Linked DNA regions of Homo sapiens: regions 2 and 3 are each linked to region 1. Evidence: chromatin loops called from intact Hi-C (ENCODE). Cell type or tissue: ascending aorta. All regions are shown on one strand.

Region 1 (8,000 bases):
TATTGCATTGTGACCCATTGTATGTTCATGGGTCCCAGTTCATATGGACACAAACAGAAAATACACTCCTGCTCTTAGGAAGCATCATCTAAAATGTGATGATGATAACTCCTGGGCAGATCTACCAAATGCTAATTGGAATGCATTGAAAATAGTTAAGTTTGTGAGCATTTTGAAATCATCATGGGTGATATAAGCATATTTTTATCACTAGTGTTTAATAAAAGCCATTTCTGTGTCTGGGCCAAGGGCTTTGGCACATGTTCAGAACAAGTCAAAGGAGTTAATAACCAGTAATAAAGGGAAATGGAGCCAAGGCATATCTAAGCTGCATATCTCTAGGGATCTTGGAAGTGGTAGGAGACATTCTTCAAGACATGCATGGTGGATGCACCAGCAGCACTACAGTCATTCACTTCAAGCCTAATCCACTCAACCTTTCCCAAAAGAGGAGTCAGGGAGACAGAAGTCCAAGGATGGGCCCATGAAGTCTTGTTTCATTTGCTTAGTTTTATGATTAACTGCAAGATACTGCATTTGATTCATTACCAATAGCAGCCACATTAAAGAAAATACCCCAGGTAGGTCAGAGAGAAAATTTTTATAGGATGGACAAGGAGCTGAAGGGAGGAGAGTTTTGTGTGTGTGTGTGTGTGTGTGTGTCTATATGCAAAGATTTCAAAAACATCTTGGGAATTACCCCCAAGAGGTATCCTTTTTATCTGGAAGGCATAAGATTGTTCTAGATTTAAATAGGGAGGTGGATATTAAAAGCTGCCCATAAGCTTTCTATATTATCCCTGTAGTTTCAAATTTGACTTCAACATTTCATCTTGATAATAAGGAGATGCTTTAAGTCTCCTGAATTAGTCCTACCAGAAATCTCACCAAAGTTGGGAGAAAACTTTCCTTCAACTCCAAATGCTAGGGTGAGGAGAAAATGGGGCAGGAAAAAGGGCAGGGGCTGGTGGGGCCATGGTGCCTCTATCTTATTTTTCATATGGAGCAGCTGAGGCCAGATAAGGCAGGTGAGGCATTTAAGGGCTTAGCAGTTAGGTCTACACCTGTGTGTTTTCGTATACGGTCCTGTGTTCTTTCCATGAAGATTGTCACTTACCCATTTCTCTAAATGAGCCCTGAACTAAGAAGAATGAAATGCCAAAGTTTCATGTGTATGTGTCATCTGTTGGCCTTCTGATGTGGATATATAGGGCTGGATAGGGAACTATGTTCAGGGTACCTTGCCTACCATAGGTGATCAGGCTGCTCTGGGCTTCCTTGAGGCCAGTGTCCAACCCTTCCTCTCACCTCAGGTCCAGCTGGGCTGGTCCCACACCCCATCAAGGGCACATCCCTCTCACTGCCTTTGTCTTTTCTTTCTTGCATTCTATTCACACCCTACTGGGTCTTCAAGTCCCAGCTGAGTTGAATGCAGTGCAATGGGATTGAACAAGCATTTATTGAGGACCTCATCAGTACAAAACATTGGGTAGCCAGACACTTGTTGAGGTGTTGAGGGCACTAAGTGAATAAAATACACTCTCCATGCAAGGTTCAAGAGGAAAACAGGTCTGTAAACAGTCAAGTCTCACAGTCTAAGGCTGAGAATAGTAAAGAATAAGTAATAGTAGTAATAAGGATCACTTATTGAGCACCCACTAAGGACCAGGCTCCATCCAGGTGCTTTATACTTGTTACTGCCAATCCTTACAATAGCCAGGAAAGACAGGTATTAGAGGCAGCCCAGAGTATTCAGGTGAGCTCCAGTTTTGTGTCCAGTCCTGAGGTTCAATTCAACTCCGTACTTTACAAATTATGTGTCTTTGGGGCAACTTTCTTAATTTTTCTGCATCTCTCATTCTCTTATCTGAAAATGATGACAAAATCTTCTTCAAAGGACAGATGTGAGGGTTAAACAGTAAAAGGCACACAAACAGCCTAGTGTAGGGTAAGTTCTCAACAAATGTGGCCAGAGATCTGGACGACCTGGGAAAAGTGAAATAGTGCCCTTAAAGGAAGCCCTCAGTGGAGATCCAGGCAGTTGCTGTGTCAGAGCAAAGGCAGGTCTCAGGTGGGGAGGGTTACAGGCAGGATGTATCATTTGCACTGGGTCTCCAAAGACAGGGGAGATTTCGTGGGGTTAAAGAATGATAACTAGTGGCTGGGTGTGGTGGCTCACACCTGTAATCCCAGCACCTTGGGAGGCCAAGGCAGGCTGATCACGAGGTCAGGAGATCAAGACCATCTTGGCCAACATGGTGTAAACCCCGTGTTTACTTAAAAAAAAAAAAAAAAAAAAAGCTGGGTGTGGTTGTATGTGCCTGGAATCCCAGCTACTCAGGAGGCTGAGGCAGGAGAATCGCTTGAGCTAGGGAGCCGGAGGTTGCAGTGAGCCGAGATTGCGCCACTGCACTCCAGCCTGGGTGACAGAGTGAGATTCCATCTCAAAACAAACAAACAAAGAAACAAAAAAAAAACCTGGTGATGGGAGTATAGATTGCTCCTGCCCTGGGCGACCTGTCTTTGTGATACTTATCCACATCTCAAGGTGTCTGGCTGGGTTATCCAGACTCAGCATAGGGGCTGGGGCTGGAGCTGGAGGAACTTTCTTGGCATTTCCCTCCTTTGTTTATTTAATCCTTTTCTCAAATTGAGTGTAAACTACAATTCTCACCAGCTGAGAAAGTGGAGAACCCCCACCCCACACCCCACCAGTGACCAGTGCAGACTACAGCTTGCCGTAGACCACTTATGGGGTCATGGTAAGACACTCTGCCCTCTCACCCATGACTTGGAGAGATCAGTTTTTTGGTTGCATGCGTGCCAAGCCATGGCATGCTCTGCGTTGGAACTTAGCAGAAATGGGAACCCCTGGCAACCCAGATGCTTAAACCAGGTGTCCTCAGCAAAATGGCCTCTGACTTCTATTGCCCAAGGCAACAGGGTATAGCTGGTTTGGTGATATGATTTTCTAATGATCCACATGTTAATAAGAATTGGGGAATCCAATGAGAGCCTGAGTAAAGTGAGCAAGCAAGCAAACAGAAATCTTCACGCAACAAACAACAACCACAATAACAAGCACACTGTACAAAATTCATGAATATTTGTGGTCTAAAATAAATGAATGAACATGAATGGAATTTCCTGAAGAAAGTGCTATTACCAAAACCATCATCTATTTTAGAGGTCGATGGAGAACTAGGCCTGTTTCCCGAGAACTGTCAGTGCAGAATTAAATGTGCTATGTGGCATTTCCATTCTGGGTAGTGAGTTATGTAGGATTGCTCCCGCCCTGAGCTCGGGGCCATCTCCAGCAGAATGAGAGGCAGGGACTGAGGGATGGTGCCGGGAAGCTGCCGCTCTGGGGATGGCAGGGCTCAAACTCTCCCAGGTCTGCAATGTCAAGGGTGCACCTTCCGGGGTTACCTTCTCGAGTTTATTACTGCAAGCTGGACATTTTCTCATGGGCTTATAGTGTTTATGCTTCTAGGGCTTAGCTGTTTTGGATAGCAAGGCTAAACATAAAAAAATGCCTCCTTTTCACAACACATCATACCCAGAACTTGACGCTGCCAACTTTCCTACAGCACTTTCTATTTCTTAAGGTGCTTTAACATGCATGCTCCCATTTGAAATCCACAGTAACCCCACGTGAAGGATGGTGATCTCCACTGATATGATGTGCAAACTGAAGGTCAGAAAGGCACATAACTGCCTTAGACTGCCTTAGATTGCCCAAGGGGCAAATAGTCCAGGCAGGATTAGAACATGAGTCTGCTGACTCCCAGTCCAGCACGCTTTCCTCCATGGCAAGCTGCCCTCAAATGAAACATAGCTCAAAGAGTAACGATGTCTAAGGCCAGTTACCCCATAGGCCTCTGGGAAAATACCTCTTACTTTCTGGATGAATATGCCCACTCACAATCAGCCACACCCCTTCCTGCCTCCCTCAGCTTGAGTCCCAGAATCACTTGGCTGTTTAGAACAAATGCATTTATGAGGGCCAGCTCCAGAGATTCTGATTCTGTGGGAACCTGCATTTTTGACACACTCACCAAGTGATTCTGATGCACATTAAATCTTGCGACTTGCTGGTTTATGGAATACAATGGATTTTAAAGGTCACTTGAGCCAGACATAATCTCATATGTAAATCTGTTTCCTCGAAAGGTAATTTTATTTAAAAAAGAAAAAAAATGAAAAAGGAAACAGGGTTACTTTCTGAAGGTCTTTTCCAAAGTTATACCTCATATCTAAATGTCCTCTCTCTTCTTTCTGGCTTCTCTCAATTTTCCAAGTCTTTTTTGTACCTTTCTTGTGTTACTCTCTCTGGTCCCTGAGCTGTATCCTGCTTATGGTACTATCCAGTTACTGAGTGTCTGTCTTGTGTGAGTCTCTATCCCTAACCCTGTGCACTCTTTCTGAGTTATGTATTCTGCATTCCCAGTAGTCCTTAGCACAATGCCAGAAACTGCAAGTATGCTTTGGCTGTAAGCTTGGAATGAGTCATTTAACCCTGTCGGACTCAGTGCCTAGCACAACTCTCCATCAGTAAGGATAATCAAGATGATGTAGAAGCAAAGCCCATCATCAAACTGGCATTGAGTCCCTATCAGGTTAAAGCCTCAACTAAGCTCTCAGAAATTCCCTTAAAAAATATGACTGTTGACAGGTCACTTGATGTAGAACTGAGGTGATGGGAGGTGCAGGTCATGTTTCCAGGCCATAGGTGGGCCTGTTGGATGGTCATAGACACTACTCTTGCCTGGGCCAGCTGTTAAGATTCTAGAGTATCTCAGAGGACCTGGTGGGAGGAGGAAGGCCCACCCATTCCCACTGCTGGGGAAGCACCCAATCACCAAGGCCCTGTCACCTGTGCAGACTTTCGGTCATAATAATAATCATGATCCTAACAGCTTGTATATGCCCTGGGCTTTGCCACTTAGTAAGCCTTTCCCTTATCTTCTCATGGTAACCCACAAATTAGATAGATTGTTCTCTCTGGTCTAGAGAGGAAGAAATAGATGTTCCCAGAGGTTGAGGTAACTGCCCTAGGTCACACAGCTAGATGTGTGAGAACCCACATTTTCTGATGCTGAAATTTCATGCTCTTTCCAGGACACCATGTTGCTTCTTGTCTCATGGGCCATACCTCCTTAGGATGGAAACGCCCAGAAAAACACTTCTCTATAAAGATCTAGCTCATTTGACATGCAAAGTTTATTCCATACATTTTAATCAAAAAGAACAGAAATAAATGCAACTTTAAATGCATTTAGTCCATCATTCAAAAGGTATTTATTTAGTGCTTAGTACCATGTAAAAGCCCAGTTGCGGGCACTGGGTCAGGGACAGGGGGACATAAGGTAAGGGTGTGTTTAAGGCATGCCCATGGACTCGCAGCCTGCACCACCCATTATCCTAAGTCTCCATCAGGTGATCTGCCAACAGTCACATGTAGCACACTCATATTCCTGAAAGGAATTTTTGAGATTTTAGTTGAGGCTTTATACCTGTTAGGGACTCAATATCTATTTGATGATGGGCTCTGCTTCTGCAAAAACCACATCTTGATTCTCTGCACTGAAGCAGGGAATAGTGCTAGGTACTGAGTCCAACATGGTTGAATGACTCATTCCAAGAATATGGCTAAAGCATCTTTTTAACTTTCTAAAGACATACCAAATATGGTTTCCACCCTCTACGTACTTCAACCAAATGGTACGTACAAGACATGCCCATTGGCCCAAAGAGATCTAAGCACACCACAGCTGTGATTTCTGGTGTGTGAAAGTGGCAGTAGCTGCTAGCTCCCATCCATGTATGCAAGGGCCTGCTAACACCCAGAGTAGCCTGATACCACTGCCAGGTAGTTGGTGGCACCAGCCTGTTAATTCCTAGTGTAGGAGTCCCATCTGATTCTGGTTTCCTTCAGAGACCTCCCCTTAGTGTAGAACCCAGAGCGATCTCACAAAGGGCTGCTAAACCACAGGCTCCAGGGGATGAGCAGATCCCGGAGTAACAGCACGGGTGGAATTTCTCTGAGCCTTTAGCTTAATTTCTTAAAATTATCAGACAGGAGATCTTTGGCTTAGCCCCTTTTTGATTGCCAAGTGCACAAGTTGGGGTTTATATGAGCTCTCTCCTCCTTCTTCGTGCTTACTCTGCCCCCTTTTTCCAATTAGTTCTCTGGCAGGGAATCTTCCTCAGCTAGCAGCTAACAGTAAATTATGTGTCTGGGATTCCCCCAGGGGTGAGTGAGTGAGGTGTATGTGTGTGTGCTCATGCTCACGCATGGGCATGGGGGTGCTGAAGTGGGAAAGGAGGATCCAAGTTCAAAACCAACACTGGAGACTCTGTGAATGGGCAGATAAAGAATAATTTCCCCTGAGGGTCATGCCTGGCCTTGGAGCATTCCATCTCCTACAAGAAGCAATCAAATGGAACTCTGCTTGATTCAGGGGTAGCTAATCTACCAGGGATATTTTTTTCCTTCCACACCCCACCTTGCCTTCTGTTGCCTTCATGGGTTTCTGTTCATTTATACATGGATTCAGTTGCTTGTTAGTGCGCTCTGCAGTGCTTCCCTAAGGATATAACTCTGCAGATGGACGACATTTTTTATTTTATTTTCTTAGTATTACTCTTGGCTTTTTGGAGGATTTTTTAAAATGATTATTCCTCCTGGTATTATTTTAGTTTCCAATTACAGTGTGGGTATACTCTAGCACACTGCTATTTTGTAAATGGATGTATATGCTTATTGTTAATTGATTCCCCAAACAGGCCACAAATGCTTGCATTTAGATTGTGTATTATATTACTTGCATGCCACCAGGCTGGCCCCTTGCCAGCTGGGGCTCTCAGCTTAACCAGAATCACAGTGGACACATCTCGTTTTCCCTGACACCTGTGCAAAACAGCTTGCTTGCCCTGGCCTTTGCTCTCCAGGGAGAAGGAGCTAAGGTGGCCCTCTGTTGAAGAGGTATCAGAAAACCTGAGGTCCTCCTGCTCTTTTTTTCTAAGAAAAGAATTAGAAAAAAAATTCAATTTTAGTCACCTAGATTATCCGTCTTTTTCTGAAAACACAGAGGAAGGGCCAACTCTGGTCTTTATCCCTGACTATCAGTGGCCAAGTCCAGACACCAGCAGTTTGAGCCACTCCTCTGTAAAGCTTTTCCAGCGACCCCAGGCAAGTTAACAAGTCTCTTCCTCTGGGTTCTCTCTGACATGACTCAGCTCCAACAGTTACAGGGCTGTTTTACTTACTAATGTCTATTTCACCTCTGGACTGTGAACTTGGTTTGGGACCTTTGCTTTCCACCAGTGTCTATGCTGTACTTGACAGTTGGTAAATAGGCTGAATGAATGAATGAATGAATGAATGAATGAAGACAAATGCTATCATAGGGGAGTTAGATGGAGTTTGACACTGGGTACATGTAAACAATGGATGTGTAATTTTTAAAGAGGATCATTAGTCATTCAAAAATCATAGTATTTAATGGTATGAAAGGTGAAGTGTGTCTCACTTGGGGAACAGGGACTCTGTTTGCATCAGCTGTGAAATGAGATGGACAATCTCAAAGATGTTTCAGAGGCCTTGGAGCAACCCGGAACTGTGTGATGTAGGCTTTGTTAGGTAACAGTTCTTTTACAGAATAGGATTGCAATTGGGAAATATATATCCTATTCCATTCCATAAAATGAAGTAGGAAACAGACTGAATCTAGATGTTGTGTTAATTATTAGTTATTATTATTATTATGGAGTTAAGATATCTAATTTAAGATGTCAAAGTTAAGATATGGCATTGATTTGTAAATTCCAGTTCAACAATCTTCTACAGCAGTTACAATAAGCACCTTATTCTTATATCCCTTGCCCCCTTGAGCAAGCTGTTTGTTTTCTAATTGTTCTCTATAACCAGTGAACTTCTATTTTTTGTACCCCTATGAACTTAAGCTAATATTTTCTCCCAGGGAAAGAGAGATTAA
Region 2 (8,000 bases), 120 kb before region 1:
ATTTCCTCATCTGTAAAATGGGCCAGGCAGGCTATGCCTGGTGGTATTCTTGGGGGGATTAAGTGAGTTTGTATATTTATATAACAGGGTATGGTGCTGGGATACAGGTGTATGAGAAGGACTATGGCTGATTTCCCTTCTGGCAGCATATTCTCTGTTTATGGAAATCGAGCTTCCATAATGTGGTTATGATTTTTAGTGCTCCTGGTACATCACCTCACTGGATCATTCCAACAACCTTTGTGGACGCTGCAGCCTTAGTAATTATTTGTGCAATTACTTCTCTCCTGCTAGGCTGTGGCTTCATGAGGATGTAGTCACCATGGTATCTTCTATACCTAGACTAGGTCCTGGCACTTGATGGTGTTGTATAAACAGTTGTTGAATGAAGAGTTATAGAGAGCAGGAATGCTGTCATTAGCACACAAGGAAATGCATATGTGATTTCCTTATAAACTTTACAACACTGTGTAAGTATAATACCATTCGGTGGTTGTGATCCCATTTGACAGAAAAGGGACCTGAAATCCCCAGCTGTTAAGGGCAGCACTGGCATTAGGACGCAAGCCATTGGCCTTTCTGTCACTGCTGAACAGTATTGATTAGTGGTCCCCATGGGTTTCACATAAACAAGGGGGGAAGGAATAGCCAGAATAACCTGGTTGTCAGCTTTTCTGAACACCTACCACAGATGAGGGCCAGCAGGTGAGTCTGCCAGGTGAGGGCATAGAACATGCCTCCGATGGCGATGCAGGAGAGGACGCAGTTGTAGCTCCAGAGGCCTGTGTAGATGGTCTCGAAGGGTGTGGCCACTGACAGGGCTATGGGACAAGGTGTGGTATTTCTGTCTGATTCTGGGCCACAGAACAAAGACCACCCTGGGACTGGTGCCAGGTCTCAGAGTGGCCTCCATGCTGTTGTTCACCCCACATCTCCAAACCTGCCCATCAAAAGAGCCTCTACAAATGGCATCCGGTCTTAGGAGACCTTCAATGAAAAGAGAACAGTGGTTTCCAAACCAGTTGTCAAAGCCACAGGCTTCACTTGGAGGTCCTCCTGGGTGAGAAGAGGCAAGGAGGTGGGATTCTAGGCCCCTTCTTACTGCTTTGACTACAGCAACTGCAGTCTTAGCAAGAAAGTTTCCAAAAAGGTTTGAAGAGTTAAACAAATATTTTTAAAAGTTGTTTCAAGTGCTCTGGAAAAATATCCCTATACACTTATGGATATATGTAGATAGAGGAATGATACAGCAGAAGGAGTAAGATGTGAACAGTGGGTACATCTGGGGAAAGAATTTACAGATGCCTCATATTTTTATTTTTACCATTTTTTGATGAGTTTAAAACTATTTCCAAATAAAAAATACTTTTTAAAGTTTTGCTTCCAAAAAAATCTTTGAAAAATATTAGAAGAAGTCTAAAACAGGTTCCTACTCCCAATGCTCCTACCCCAATCTCTGACTCTGTTGTCAGAAAGAGCAAATACCTATTTAAATGTGTATACATACATATACACAGGTAGCAATATTAAAGCACATTTGTTAAGTGGCAATCCAATGTTTGAGAACAATTTTCTTTGTATCTTACCAAAAATTTCAGAGTGCTGGGCCATTTATTTTATCACAGTTGGTCTTGGTTACTGCTCCCGCCCCTACCCCTGTGTCTCTCCAGCATCCTCAGCTCCAGGGGCTCAGTTTGCAGGCCAACTTGGTTCTTACCCCCTTGCATCTCTCCACATGTATTTTTTTTTTTTTTAAGACGGAGTCTCACTCTATTTCCCAGGCTGGAGTGAGGTGGTACGATCTTGGCTCATTGCAACCTCCACCTCCTGGGTTCAAGTGATTCTCCTGCCTCAGCTCCCCAAGTAGCTGGGATTATGGGTGCCCACCACCACACCCAGCTAATTTTTGTACTTTTTTTTCTTTAGTAGAGATGGGTTTTCACCCTGAGTTCAGGTCATCTATGTGCCTCGGCCTCCCAAAGTGCTGGGATTACAGGCATAAGTCACCGTGCCTGTCTCCCTGAAAGTATTTAAAACTGCAGGGAAGAGAATGTCTGGAAGATTTGCTGTATGTAGGGGAAAAGTGACCTTGAGTGAATTATCCTGAGGACCTGAAGAGAGGGAGCTCTGTCCTACCTGCTAGCAGCCCCACGATTGAGCCAATGGCTGCATGCAAGCAGATGAGTGGCGAGGAGATGAACAGAGCCACCAGGAACACGCCGCCTGTCCAGGGATTGTCACAGCCATACACCTGGCCGACCCCAACAGGGATGGCTTGTAACAGCTGCAAAGTTAACAGAATACAGGTCACTGGAGCATGGACAATAATGCAAAAACCAGACTCAGGGCCAGATTTGAGCCATTCCTCGGGGGAGTAATGGAGTGGAACGGGAGGATGACTGTACCCTCCAGCATGTGAGAGAACATGGGAGGCATGAGCTGGAACAAACAGCTCCTCACTCTACCACCCAGCAGGCATGTGAGCATCCCTCATGCAAAGCCAGGGCCCCCAACATGGGCTGGGCATGGATGCTTCTGAGGAACATACGGCTTCTGCTTTGAGGGGACCAGAATGCACCTCCTCCCTAGAATGCCGCTGGGAGTTTCAGGGCTCTCGGGGATTTCCTCTAGACCTTCTGAAATCCATACAAATATTCTAGGAATATTGAAAATACAGTAGGCCATTTTGATGTATGATTTGACTAAAAGTCACCCAGCCTGTTGTTGGTCAAGTGCAGGCTAGAGGCTCTGAGCTTGACCCCTAGCTCAGGTCTGAGGTCTTTGTCACCCTTGCTGTCTCTTTGTCAAGCCACTGCTGACACGTCCTCTTTGGCGGCCCCTGCCCATTCACTGCTACCCTGGGGGGTTGTGAGCCTTTGGAAAGGAGCAGTAGGCATGCCCCCTGCTCTCGAAGACCGCATAGCATTGTAGAAAGGTAGTATGTGGCACATCTGGAGAATGGCCTGAAGCCCAGACATCCCTGAGCCTGAGAGTAACTTGGTGCTGGAATTGGGGAGAATTTGTTTGGCAGTGCTGACAGATGGCTTTTCTGTGGCCAGGCTGAATTGTCGATATTTTTGGAGTCCTTTGAGGGCAGAAAAAGAAAGGAGGGAGAATGGCAGGGCAGGCAGAGCACTGGCCTGGGAGTAGAGGGCTCTAGCTTCCATCAGGGCTCTGCACAGTTCACTGTGTGACTGTGAGCATGTCACATCCTCGTCTGTAACAAGAGGCTGGCTTGGCAGATGATCTTCCAGCTTTAAGACTCTGTAGTTCTTTTCACCATTGCCAGGTCACATGACCTCTGTGAGGACAGGGCCCTTTATGCCCAGGTACACCATAGGTGCTTAACAAATAGGAATTGATTAGGTCAGTGGTTCCCAAACTTTGCTGTACAGTGGAATCCCCTGGGAATCTTTAAACAAATACTGATGCCCAGCTCTTCCCTAGACATTCTGATTTAATTGATATGGGGCATGGCAGGTCCTCAGGTGAGTCTAGTGTGCGATGGGAGATTAGTTATAGATGATCTACTGTAGACGTTGCTGTAGATGTTGGGAATAATTTAGTTTCTCCCTTTGGACCAAATTTTGTACTTTTTGACAATTTGATTTAATTCTGGAATAAGTATGATTTCTTCAGGGAGTAGTATTTGAAGAGCCTAGAGGGCTCTTAAACTTTGCTCACTCTTGTCTCTGAATGAATGGTCTTTTAATAACCAAATGCTGTTTGGACCAGAGTTTATAATCTTGCGAAAGGAATGGCAAGGGAGGGGTACTCAATCATATTTATTTATAGAAACCCAGAAAACACTTTGTACCAGACCAGGGAACTCAGCTTAAATGTTGGGAACAGGCTGGAAGTCTATTTAATAAATATCCCATGATTGCCAACATCTGAGGAATGCGGGATGCTGAGGGGAGTTCACGTCCACCTTTCCATCCGGGAACGCAGATTTTAAGCCCAAGCGGTCAAGAATGAGAGGAATGAGGGAATGAGTGGCCTTGGAATGGAGCCTGGGTTTAGAATGAAGCTTCCTCCGCTGGGATCTATATTTCAGCCTGGTGAGCTGTGCCCCAGGGCGGCCTTCCCTCCCAGCACGCTGCTCCCAGGCCGCAGCTGACACCCTGGTGTGAAGGGCAGTCAGGTGTGCCATGGAAATTTACTAAGCACCAGGCCTTCTTCACACTCCTCATAATTCTTATATAGCAACAATAAGCTGATTAAACAAAAAGGAAAAGGAAGGCCTTTCTCTGTTGTTTCAAAGAGAAAGAGGGAAGTGGCCTGGGAGCAGCGTGCTGGGGACCTCTCTAGTCTTGACAATAAAAATGTCTCCAGACATTGCCTAATGTCTCCAAGGGGCAAAATTATCCCTGCCTGAGAACCACTAAGAGAGAGAGTATATAAAAATTAACCCTCTGTCTTCTATGCTAATGCCTTTAAAATCCCAATTTTAAATGTTTATTTTAGTATCTTGCCCCTTTATCTGACTATACATTTTATCTAATATCTTTCACTCAACCACCACAGTTCTGTACTGTCAACGCTTATCTGTTCACTTGCATGTTATCTGTTTCCCCGTATAGAATGTAGGCTTCCTAAGAGCAGGATGTCATTGTCTTGTATTATCAGTATCTGAAAAAGTGTCCAGGCCATGTTACATGCTCAATAAGTACTGTTGAAAGGATCTATGGATGTGGCAGCAACCCTTTCTGATACCCTGCTGAGGCCCATCATCTGGTATAGATGTTTCTAGAGAAGTTGAGAGCATGGATAGTCCACAAATTGGTTGGCGAGAAGGTCTGCAGTGGAATATGGGGGTCTCAACTCATCACCGCTGGGTAACTTACCAGGGGCATTTCCATCTCTGTCCAGGTGATATTGGGCACTGAAGACACAGGCTCTACCAGTGTTGTGGGGAAGAAGAGGTTGTAGTGGCCTGTGGCTGCAAGGTACAAGGTGACTGCAATGTTGAAGGGCAGAGTGAAGACCGGGAGGTCCCACTTGCTGAAGATGGAATTCAAGGCACTAGAAAGAACTGGGCTGAAGATGCAAGAGACAGAGGGTTAATCCCTGTGACATCCTGAGGTCTACATTGTCTCAGCAGCTCTGGCCACTGTATCATCCACTGCCTCCTCTCCTAGGCACAGCATTCCTGGCCCCCTTGAGACTCCAGTGTTCCAATGATCTGGGATAGGGAATAGAATAAGGTATTCAATTTCAGCTCTTACCTTTTTCTTTTTTTTTTGCCAATTTATTGTCATCTGCTTCATAAGCTTACACCTCTGAGAAACAAATTTTAAAAATATCGTAACTTATTTTGAGTAAAACACTTTATAAAATAGTGGAAATATTTCCTTGTTTTTTAAACCAAGAAAACTAAACAAAATGTAATGTATTGCCTTTGAATCACCAAGGTGTACAATGACTATTGTTCAAGGCTCTGATAACATTTTAGAAGACTGACCTTCTAGGAGGAGGCTGCAATGGCATATGGGTAATTTGCAGGTCTAGTTTCAGCAAAAATACTTAGAGCTACTCTGGAAACTGCCAGGGGAAAATAGAACCTTCAGTTGTTTGTACCCTCTGTCTTCTTCATCTTTTCCTTGGAAGGAGAATGGGTGTTGGAGACAGATGAAGCTTAGTGCAAATCCTGACTCACTCCTATGCATACAGGCTGAAGGAACAATGTTAGGTAATTAATCTCCCTTAGCTTCAGTTTCCTCTGGAAGGCACCAGCCACCCTAGACACCAAATACCCCACATCATCCACACTCAGTGACCTGCTGGGCAAAACCTGAAGTTGCATGATGTGTTTAAATTGTCTGCTTTTAATGAATGACCATGAATTTCAAAAAGGCGTTTAAGACTTCCTGAAAACCCTCCTACACATCCCTCACCAGTTAACTCTCCGACTTGCTGAGACAAGTATTTCACATTTTCACCTTTCTTCTCAAATCTTTACTGTCTGCTTCCCTTTAGCCTCCGCCAACCACCTGGCTTTACTTCATTAAGAAAATAGAAGTGACAAGATGAGAAAGGCTTGTTTTCCCAGCCATAAAATCCACACCCTGTCTGCTTTCTTCCCACAAAATCTGCCTCTCTGTCTTTTTCACATAATGGAAGCATCCCTGCTCCTTCATCAGGCCAGTTCTTTTCCCTGTTCTTTGGATCTAATCTGCCTCAGGGACTTCATTCCTGTAATTTTCTCATTTCTCTCCTGCAGCTTCAATCTCTTCTTTTTCTTTGGATCATTCTCATCAGGATATAACATGCTCTAGTATCTTCTACCTTTAAACATCTTCCCCCTTTAACCTGATGGCCACTCCAGCTGTGGCTCCGTTTCTCTGCTCCCCTTCGGGCAGTAGCCCTCGAAATGGTTGGCTTTCTGTGCTATCCCCAATCTTTCTCTTCCTAGTCTTTCCCAAACCCACTTCAGTCAGGTGTGTGCCCTCATTACACCATGGAAATGGCTCTTGTCCATTTCACCAATGGCATCTATCTTGCTAAGTCCATGGTCATTCCCTATTGCTTTGACAGTTGGACCTGCCCACCATCTTGAAATACTTTGTCTGGGCTACCATGACACTGGATTTTCTTAGTTTTCTTTTTGCCTGTTCCTTCTTAGTCTCTTTTGATGGTTTTTCCCCTCTCTTGCCAGACTTCTAAATGTTGGAAGAGCCTATGGGACTCTGTCTTGAATATTTTCTCTCTCTTCTAAAAAATCTTCTCTGTTGGGTGATAGCCTTTAGTACCATAGATGAAAGCTTCTGTGTGTTTCCACCTCCCAAATCTTGATCATATCACTGTTTCAGATTTGTACATCCAATTGCCTTTACAACATCTCTACTTGGAAGTCTATAGTATAATGTGTCCAAACAGAATTCTTGATTTGTATCCTGTCTCCTGCCACCGACCAGTTCTTCTCTTGGTCTTTTGTATCAACCTAGGTACTTAGGCAAATTAAAGGAGTGTATTCAATTTTCTTTTTTTTTTTCCTCTCCTTGGTTTTCCACAACCTCCCAACAAGTTATATTGCCTCTATCTTCTTTAAAATATACCCCAGACCCACTCACTTCTTACCATGTTCATGGATATCACTCTAATCTAAACACTGTCATCTCTGTGGGGTTTTGTAGCAGACAATTGTGGATTATTGTAGCAGATGCTTCCAGCATCCACTCTTACTCCAGTTAAAATCCGTCTCCATCCTGCAAACAGAGTGATTTGTTTAGATTTAAACCATATCCCATCACATCTCTGCCTAAAACTCTCTAACTGCTTTCTATCACAGCTGATATAGAAATCCAAAGGCTTACTGGGTCTACAGGGTGTACCTGGTCTGACTCTCATCGAGTACCTGCCCTCCCCTCCTGCCACTCCTCCATCCTTCACTGGGCTTCTGCCACACCAGTCTTGTCTCTCTTCTTAGAATACATCACACTTCCCCAGTTGGGGGCTGCTTCTGCCTGCAACATCCTTCACCCACATCTTCAGATGACAGATGCCTTCTTATCATTTAGGCGACAGCTCAAATGTCCCCTCTGCAAAGTTGTCTTCCCTGAGCACACATGTCTGGAATCATTTGCTGTCCCATTTAGCCTCTCTTGCTTTCCTCAAAGCACTTATCACATCTTGAAATGATCCCTTTTATTAACTAGTTTATGAGTTTATTTCTGTCTTAGCCAAGAAGAATGTCAGTTCCAAGGGAATAGAGACTTTTCCTTGTTTACAAATATTCCCAGCATCTAGGGTCAACCTTTCACTCAACAAATAGTTCAGGCACTCAACAGATATTTGTTTATTGAATGAATCTGGAAAATGGCACTACAAATACCTACCCTATGACTTGAATTTCAGGGTCCCCATAAATGGATTGATGAATGCACTGGAGTAGTAGCACAGAGCCCAGGGTGGGGTGCTCAGTGTTTTTTTGTCCTTTAAATTGGGAAGTGGGATGGGGGGCACTGAAGTCTAATTGCCAGCCAGTGCAATGTGGTTGA
Region 3 (8,000 bases), 98 kb before region 1:
TCCCCTATCTAATTTTGCATTAGTTCCATTTCGCTAGGCTATTACCTCTCCTCCTCCTAATGAGAGGAATTCTTACTCTCCACAATTTCTTCTGAGCACCACTCACCTTGCTTGGGCAGAAACCCTTCTTCTTTGAGGCTTATCTCAAATGGCCATACCATCCTCTCCAACTGCCCACTGCTGCGTTACTGACTCTCTGGTCACTCTGTCATTCAGAGAAGACTTGAAGTGCTCCTACTAATCATCTTCATCCCCCTCCAGTAACTTTAAGCAGCTTCGATGTCCAGGCAGATAACTCATCATCCTGTTCTCTGGCTTCTCAGATCCTTGTCCTTCTCATCTCCAGTGAACCTTTTCATCTCCCCTTTTCAGCAACTGATTTCCACAGTCCCAGCATGGGCTTAATATCACACACACTGGAAATCTCAAAAGTCAGATCTCTCCTCTGGCCACTTCCTCTTGCACATTTGGCTCACCTGCTCAGGTGACCCCTCTGACAGCCCTTCAGCTCCCACAACCACCTGTCTTCCCTTCCCTCCTTGACCAACTTAACTTCATGGCCCCTTATGTTACTTCCTCCAACTCTCTTGCACCTGTCTCCCTCCCTCATGCTTGTATGGTGAAATTCCAGCCGGGATAAACCCAAATGCCTAACTTTTCCATGCTTTCACCAAACAACTGAACATGGCTAGAGAACAAGGGTAATAACCGAGTAGATTGCTTTCACTGTAAGTTGGATTGCTGTCCTCAGGTGAACACTAGGTGCTTCCCTTTTCTCTCTTTAGTCCAGCTCAGTCTGCTTTCTGCTATGGCTGCCTTTGCTGTGGTCTCTAAGGCCTCCATGGCAAGTCCACTTTCAGTCCCCATCCCACCAGGCTGCTCAGTGGTGTTCTGAGAGTTGATCACCCTCTTTGACACACTCTTTGGCCGTTATATCTGCTCCCCTCTCTGGTTGCTCCTTCACACTCTCTTTTGGCGGCTCTTCTTCGTGTAACAGGAGCATTTTGCAGACCCCTGTTCCGGGCCCTCTTCTCAGCCCTGGTGCTCCTACCCAGGTGACGTCAGCCCTCAGCATGGCTTCGTATTCCATCTCCCTGCCGATGACCCTCAAAACTCACATTTCCAGCCCAGTTTTGAGCAGTGGATTAACAGATTTAGTTGTCTACTTTACACTCACATATAGACGTTCCAAGTGCCTTAATTTGCCAAAACAACTCATCATGTTGCCTTCCCAAATCCTATCCTCCCTCACAGGTGACCACCTAGGAAAAGTCATCTTCCCCTTCCAAGCCATTCCTTCAGAAAACTCAGGAGTCACACTTAATGCTCCCTTCTTCTTACTCTCTAAATTTAACAATTCTGTCTCTAAAAAATATGCCTTCACGTTCATGGTCACCAGTTAGCCACCATCACCTCTTACCACATCTTCAATGACTTTCATTTGGATATCCCTACTTTTTCCCAGGTTTCTCCTCAAAGCCATGCCCCGCAGGGAAGAGTTGCCATATTAATCTCATGTTGGATCCCTGCTTAAAGCCCATCAATGCTTTCAGATGGAAAACTACCTCTTTGACAGGGTGTGCAAGGCTCTGAGCTGCCACTGTGCTTTAGTGAGTCCCTTGCTTTCTGGCTCCATGACTCCAGGCCCCATGCTGGCCTCCTTTTAGTACTTGTAAGGTGTTGAACACTTTCCACCTCAGGGCCTCTGCAAGTGCTGGTTCATTGGCATGAAGACCTTTCCCTCACTCTTCCTGGTCAACCCCTACACTTCTGCCAGGCTTTGTCTCAATGATCACTTGCTAAATAAACCCTCGCAGATCCACCCACCATGTTCTCCTGTCACATACTCTCATGGGACCAGGTATTTTTCCTTATAGCAGATTTGTATATTTATTTGTATGGTTTCTATCTTCCCACCAGAACTTAGGTTTCATGAGGACGGTGGCCTCCTCTGTTCTGTCTATTGCTTTGACCCCAGCTCCTAGCACAGTGTGTGGCATGTAGTAAGGGTTCAATAAATAAATATGGAAGGAAGAGGTGGGGGGGAGGAAGCGACTGTGAGCAAGGTTACAGGTGACTGATAGATAGGGAACACTTCTCTGCATAACTTTACAAATCTCTGTGGATCTCAGGGATCTCCAGTGGTTTCAGAACAGCGTGGGGCCACCCACCAGCCATGCATTTTCTGCAGGCAGAACCCCCTGTCATGTCTAGCACCGTTCTCATTCCCAGGAGGAGCTCATTAGACCACTGTGAATTTTTGTGTAGGTCTGCAAATGTCATTCAGATCTAACTAACCCTGATGCTGCCATAACTCCGGAATGGAGGCCTTTCCTTGTATTCTGACCCTGTAGGTAGGGTTTCAGTAAGGGGTGGGCACACTGCCATAGAGGGGGCATGCTGGAAAGGTTTAGGAGACAGTGAAATCCGACAAGCCCCAGAACCTGTTCCTCTCCAATGCGCTCTCTCCCTCTGGTGGCCAAGAGGTGATACAGCATCCCTGGCCCTTGGTAAAAATTTCCCTCCAAGCCAACCATATGAAAAGTAAGCAGGGGCAATCAGATATCTAGACACACAATCTGCATGACACTATACAACTGGATGAACTAGATATGTTCCGGAAAGGCCTTGTGTTAAATTCAGTGGCTATGAAATCTATTAAAAGTCTAGCTGAAAAGTGGTAATGATAAAGGTTTTTCCTAAACATATTTCATGGAATCTAAGATGTTATCAGCTGTAAGATTGATCACTATTTTATGTATCATAAAGAAAGAAGAAAATGCTTCCATTCATAATTTCAAGATGCATCCTGATTTTAGAAATGTTAAAATATGAAAATAATATACATCATATAATCAAGGAAATATAGTGTTCTTTTAAGTGGTGGGGCTGAAGTATACAGGTAGGAGTTGAGAATGGGTATACTCAGAAATTATTTCCTAACCGTAAGAATTTAAAGATTTTTATATTTCTTTTGATGAAAAAAAAATGTGTCTACTTTATAATCCCTGTAAGAACAGGGGCCATTACCTTGTTAATTTCTGCATTTATACCACCCAACAGAAAGCCTTACACCTAAAAATCCCTTTATTATTATTATTGCACAAGGGAAGTTCTTTCTAGGGTACTCTCCAAAAAGGTACTCCACCTTTGAGTCCCTTCTGTATGCAGACAATATTTCCATTTACAGATAAATCATGTCCTTGAAAAGCAAAATAGGAATTGTTTCTCATGTGTATGTTGCTCTCAGCATTTTCCAGAGCAAGCTCACCTCATTGTGACATTTGCAGGACCCAGAAAATGAGCAGTTTGCTGCAGAGTCAAGGTTAGACCCAGTTCCCCACTGCGCTCTCCATTACTCTGACTGCCTGGCTGGGCCATGCACAGCCGAGTGGCTGGCCCTTGAGCGCCTGGGTCCAGGGCCTCAGCCCGCTGTTGTGTTTCTCAATCCTATGTATCCTCTGCAGGAACAGGGCCTTGCACCTCCTCTAGGGAATACAGCGTTCCTTTGCCACGGGAATGTTTACTCTGTTACAACGGGGAATTTTGGCTTTGGGGTAGGGGGCGAGACATGCAGCACCAATGGCCCTGTGGAGAGCAAGTCTCCGCATCCGGAAGGAGCACAGGCTGTGAGGTGGGGCTGCTCCTGCCTCCCTGCTCTGCCACTCGGGGCCGCGTGGGCCTCCATGTCTCCGAAGGGCAACGTAGGCTTCTCAGGACAGTGAAATTGCTGACTTGGTTCCTGGCACATAGTAGGCGCTTAGTGATCTTACTTTTCCCTCTTCTCGTGCTCCCAAATTGAAGGGAGAGAGGGTGGGAGCAGCCAGATGAAGTACAAGCTGGCTGGTGTGAAACGGAACAGCTTTCAAAAGTTTCCATAAGGCGTCGCCACTTGTTAGAACTGGATGTGAAATCCCTGCCCGAGCCACGTCCGGGCTGAGGGCCTCAGCCCGTTCCCAGCTCAGCTCAGCGCCAGTCCATTAAACCTGCTTCCAAGAACACATAATGATCTGCTTGGCGCACTCAGACTCTCCTTGGCTGCCCACACCTCCTCTTCTCCTTCAGAAATATGGACAGAGAGGCTGTTTGGATCAGTCCCACGTCTCTCCAAAAACCAGGCCTCAAATGTCTGGCAAGGGGCTCCCAAAACAGACCAGCTCCTCCATCCTCTTTGTAAGAACCCTCCTTGTTGAATATCTACCGTTCGCCTGTGGGCTACCCTGGAGGGATCATTGCTGGAAGGCCCAGTCCTTGCCTGCAAAGGGCTCACATTCGAGTGCCCAGGAGAAGCAGTGAGCAGGCACTGTGTCCTGAGCAGGAGGCACAAGGGCAGAGGGCAAGAGGGCGGTGCAGAGAGCACAGAGCGGCTGCCCTGCCCTCCCAGCCCTGGGGAGACTGGGCTCAGCTTCCATGTCAGGACTTGGCTAAGCAGGTGAGAAAGAGGAGCACACTCCAGAGAAATGCCTGAGAAAATACATGGTTTGGGCAAGCAAGTCCCAGCATGGACTCTGCTACAGCATGGGAGAGATGTCAGCAGGCAATCAAAGACAAAACTAGGGTGTGAGAACCAGACTGTCAGGAGTCCTTAGTGTCTAGGTTTGGACCCAAATTCTTCCAATGGTTAGAAAAACTGTGGCTCCTGCTCTATTGTACTAATTTTGAAATTCTTTTCCTGATTATTTTCTCCTAAAGATCATCCATCTCCAGTAGAATTGCAGAAACACGCCCATGCCCAGTGAAGAGGGGCTGTGCCTATTTCGTATGCTCCTGCTGCCCTGGGATGTAAGGGGCCCATGTTCAAAGGGATTTCTTGAGTTGTTGGTGTGAATTAGTGCAGAGTCAAAGCTCTCTCCCTATCCCTAGTCTCTTGGGCTTAAGTATACCAGTCCCCTGGTCATCTGGGGATGAATCTCAAATGGCCCCATTTACTACTTCTTTTTTTTTTTTTTTTTTTTTTTTTTTTTGAGACAGAGTTTCGCTCTTGTCACCCAGCTTGGAGTGCAATGGTGCAATCTCGGCTCACTACAACCTCCTCCTCCCAGGTTCAAGCAATTCTCCTGTCTCAGCCTCCCGAGTAGCTGGGATTACAGGCGCCTGCCACCACGCCTGGCTAATTTTTGTATTTTTTGTAGATACGGGGTTTCACCATGTTGGCCAGGCTGGTCCTGAACTCCTAACCTCAGGTAATCCACTGGCCTGGGCCTCCCAAAGTGCTGGGATTACAGACGTGAGCCATTGTGCCTGGCCTTACTTCATCTTCTAACCAACTCAGTTATTGAGACCACAGCAGCTCTGGAGAAGTAAAAGTGATTAGCAGGTTCTCCAGAATATTAGTTGGATTGATATATTTTGCCTAAGACCTTGCAATTGATGCAAGGAGAGTTTCCATAAATTTCTACAACCTTAGAACCAAGAGGGATGTCCTCTCTGAAATGATGAAGGAATCCATTCTTTAACACCTCTGGATACCTAGCTTCTCCTGGCTGGGGTCCCTTTCCCATGAGGCAGGTTGGTCTTGTTGAGAACAGCCCTGCTTACTAGAAACCCTTGTATCTGTGGAGCTGACATCAAGTCCCTGGGACTTTTTCTCTTTGCTGTTTCCAGTTCTGTCCATTATACCTGCACAGGATACAGGGACTCCTTTTCCCACCTAAGAGCACTTCAGAGGTTGATCCTAAGCCTTCATTTTTCTAGGGCAGTCTGCTTGATTGTCCTTCACTCTGGCTCACCAAACACAACCCCAGACTCTCTGCCATCTTGCCACCAGGATCTCAGTGACAGCATCATTCTGAAAGGACCTTGCTGAGTGAGTCAGGCTGGGTCCCTGGGAGCACTGGCTTCACTCATCCCTGAGTTGGTAGACTCTGAAGGTGAAAAATCAGGTGTGTGGGGCTAGGTGGATGTTTGGTCAGGCTGCCAGAATGGGGACAGATGAGGCCCCTGGACTGGTGGATCACACATCAGGGAGATCAGGGAGGGGAGGAATCCAGGAGACACCTGGGCACTAAGAAGACAAGGCAGGTAAACAGTCCAGTAGCTGGGCTGAGAGGTGCCTTACTCAGGGCTGGGTTGTATAAGAGCCTGGCTGAGTGCCGGCTTTTATTAGGGGTGGCTCAGAGTTTTCTTGGCAGCTCCAAGTTAGTAAGTCTGATCTGGGCTGAGAGGAGACTGACTCACTGGGGCCAGCGGGTCAGGCTGGGTGGGGCAGGAGTCAGAGGCAGCACCACCTCCTCTGGGTCCTCTGAGGACTGGCTGGGGTTAGAGATGGCTGGTGGCCAGTGGGCCAGGGGCTTTATCTTTCTGGTTTCTGCTGCAGGGCCAGGGCTGGGGTTCTGCAGCTGAGAATCTAACCAGAGCCTGGCAGGGGAATTCTGGCCTCCAGCAGAAAAGCTCTGAGGAGCCTGCAGTGGCTGTGAGATGAGGTGGGGGAGAGAGCAGACCACTTGACCTCTTTTGATGCTCCTCCTTAGCTTGTGTTTGGAAGAATCTCATAGGAGATCGTCACACCCTTCTTATGTGACACTTTTTTCTTTGTTTTAGATGGAGTCTCCACTGTTGCCCAGGCTAGAGTGCAGTGGCGCAATCTCGGCTCCCTGCAACCTCCACCTCCCGGGTTCAAGCAATTCTCCTGCCTCAGCCTCCTTAGTAGCTGGGACTACCGGCGCACACCACCATGCCCAGCCAATTTTTTGTATTTTAGTAGAGACGGGGTTTCATCATGTTGCCCAGACTGGTCTCAGACTCCTGAGCTCAGGCAATCCGCCCACCTTGGTCTTTCAAAGTGCTAGGATTACAGGTGTGAGCCACTGCACCCGGTCCTTATGTGACACTTCTAAAGTGGGGTGACCCTTCAATGTTCCACATATTGAGCCCTCTCATCCCATGAATAAATGGCAATTTATTTATTGCCTCTTGCATTCCATCAGTTGCAATTATTCAGCCATCGAGTTCTCCTTCAGAGCCCTCAGTCTGGATCAGCCCATTATCTCCCTTTAAGCCAGGCCCTCCCCAACGCAGGTCACCTTCTAGCTGATTTCCCTCACTTCAGTCTCCCCAGTTTTTCTCCACCTTGCCACTGGTGATGGGTAAATTATCTTAAAACATGACTTGGTCGTGCCACTGCTCAAAAACCTTCTGAGGTGCTCCATGTCTGAGTGCTTCGCTCCTGAAACTGGGCATGAAACTCTGAGCCAGAGTAGTCAATGCCCAGGGCACTGAGAAGCACAGTTTTCTGGAATGCTGATTGAGCTTGATATGAACTAATATAGAATAATAGTTGTATATTTAAGCAAACATGGTTTATAAAATAGTCAAATGCAACTCTTTATATTATTAAAATAAAATATAAAGGGAAGAAATGTAGAGTCTGCAGGTGGCTGCTTCAGGCTGTGCCCACCTATTACGTAGGGGTAATGTGTCAATTCTCCCATCAGTTGAGGCTACTTAGGGGGAGAAGTTAAAAAGCTCTGAAGATAGCAACTGTTCTCAATCTCCCTCGGTTCTACCCAGGGGTGCTCCACTTGTGCCCAAGACAATTTTCAGCTTCTCTGCAGTGTGTGCCACTGTTCTGGGCAGGTGGCCTCCTGAGGTCCCACAGCTACCTCCAATTCAGTTCCACATGCACGAATATTGATCTCCTTTACTCACACACATCCTGCTCACACACCCACCCCTAACATGGCCATGGTGCCTTCCTGGCCTCTTAGGAGCATGGTGACCTCTGCTCTGGCTTGTGTGGTGGACTATTTCACAATGTAGTAGTCTCTCTCTCTCCCTCTCTCTCTCTCTCTCTCTCTCACACACACACACACACACATACACCCCTACACATACACACATGCACACATACTTATATACACAAGCTGCCCCGAGGTGGCTCTAGGTAGTTAATTTTAGTGTTATTAGACAGTGGTGGCACAGTGGAGACAGAATACCTGGATTCAAATCCTGGCTCCCCCACTGCAATAGTCCATTCTCATACTGCTATAAAGAACTACCTG

Evidence for each region. Peaks named below come from ENCODE experiments on the same cell type or tissue, not always from the same donor. Only the 100,000 strongest peaks of a DNase experiment are listed, where the experiment ranks them.
Region 2: it touches region 1 in a loop (8-fold over the local background); 2 of 110 quality-filtered maps call a loop at or near these places.
Region 3: it touches region 1 in a loop (3-fold over the local background); 3 of 110 quality-filtered maps call a loop at or near these places.

What each region holds. Positions count from the first base shown.
Region 1 is chr18:45,517,794-45,525,793 of GRCh38, reverse strand. It overlaps a transcript of SLC14A2 not described here. Among named protein-coding and RNA genes, the nearest start is that of SLC14A2-AS1, 18 kb to the right of the region's middle. In ascending aorta, no CTCF peak of the experiment used is centred here; DNase peaks (open chromatin) are centred at 3,293, 3,843 and 4,473; H3K4me3 peaks cover 465 bases; H3K27ac peaks cover 7,176 bases.
Region 2 is chr18:45,634,030-45,642,029 of GRCh38, reverse strand. SLC14A2 (solute carrier family 14 member 2) reads right to left here. Exons shown (of 20, transcript NM_007163.4): 6 at 4,848-5,040; 7 at 2,137-2,284; 8 at 687-821. It overlaps LOC105372093 (a long non-coding RNA gene), which reads left to right. Exons shown (of 10, transcript XR_935423.3): 8 at 4,873-5,207. Among named protein-coding and RNA genes, the nearest start is that of SLC14A2, 23 kb to the right of the region's middle. In ascending aorta, no CTCF peak of the experiment used is centred here; DNase peaks (open chromatin) are centred at 2,439, 2,884, 3,214 and 3,959; H3K27ac peaks cover 6,769 bases.
Region 3 is chr18:45,615,634-45,623,633 of GRCh38, reverse strand. All of the region lies in intron 1 of SLC14A2 (solute carrier family 14 member 2), which reads right to left. The region is part of intron 8 of LOC105372093 (a long non-coding RNA gene); the gene reads left to right. Among named protein-coding and RNA genes, the nearest start is that of SLC14A2, 4.2 kb to the right of the region's middle. In ascending aorta, CTCF peaks have their summits at 2,485 (motif pointing left) and 3,878; DNase peaks (open chromatin) are centred at 2,423, 3,593, 4,053 and 6,133; H3K27ac peaks cover 3,763 bases.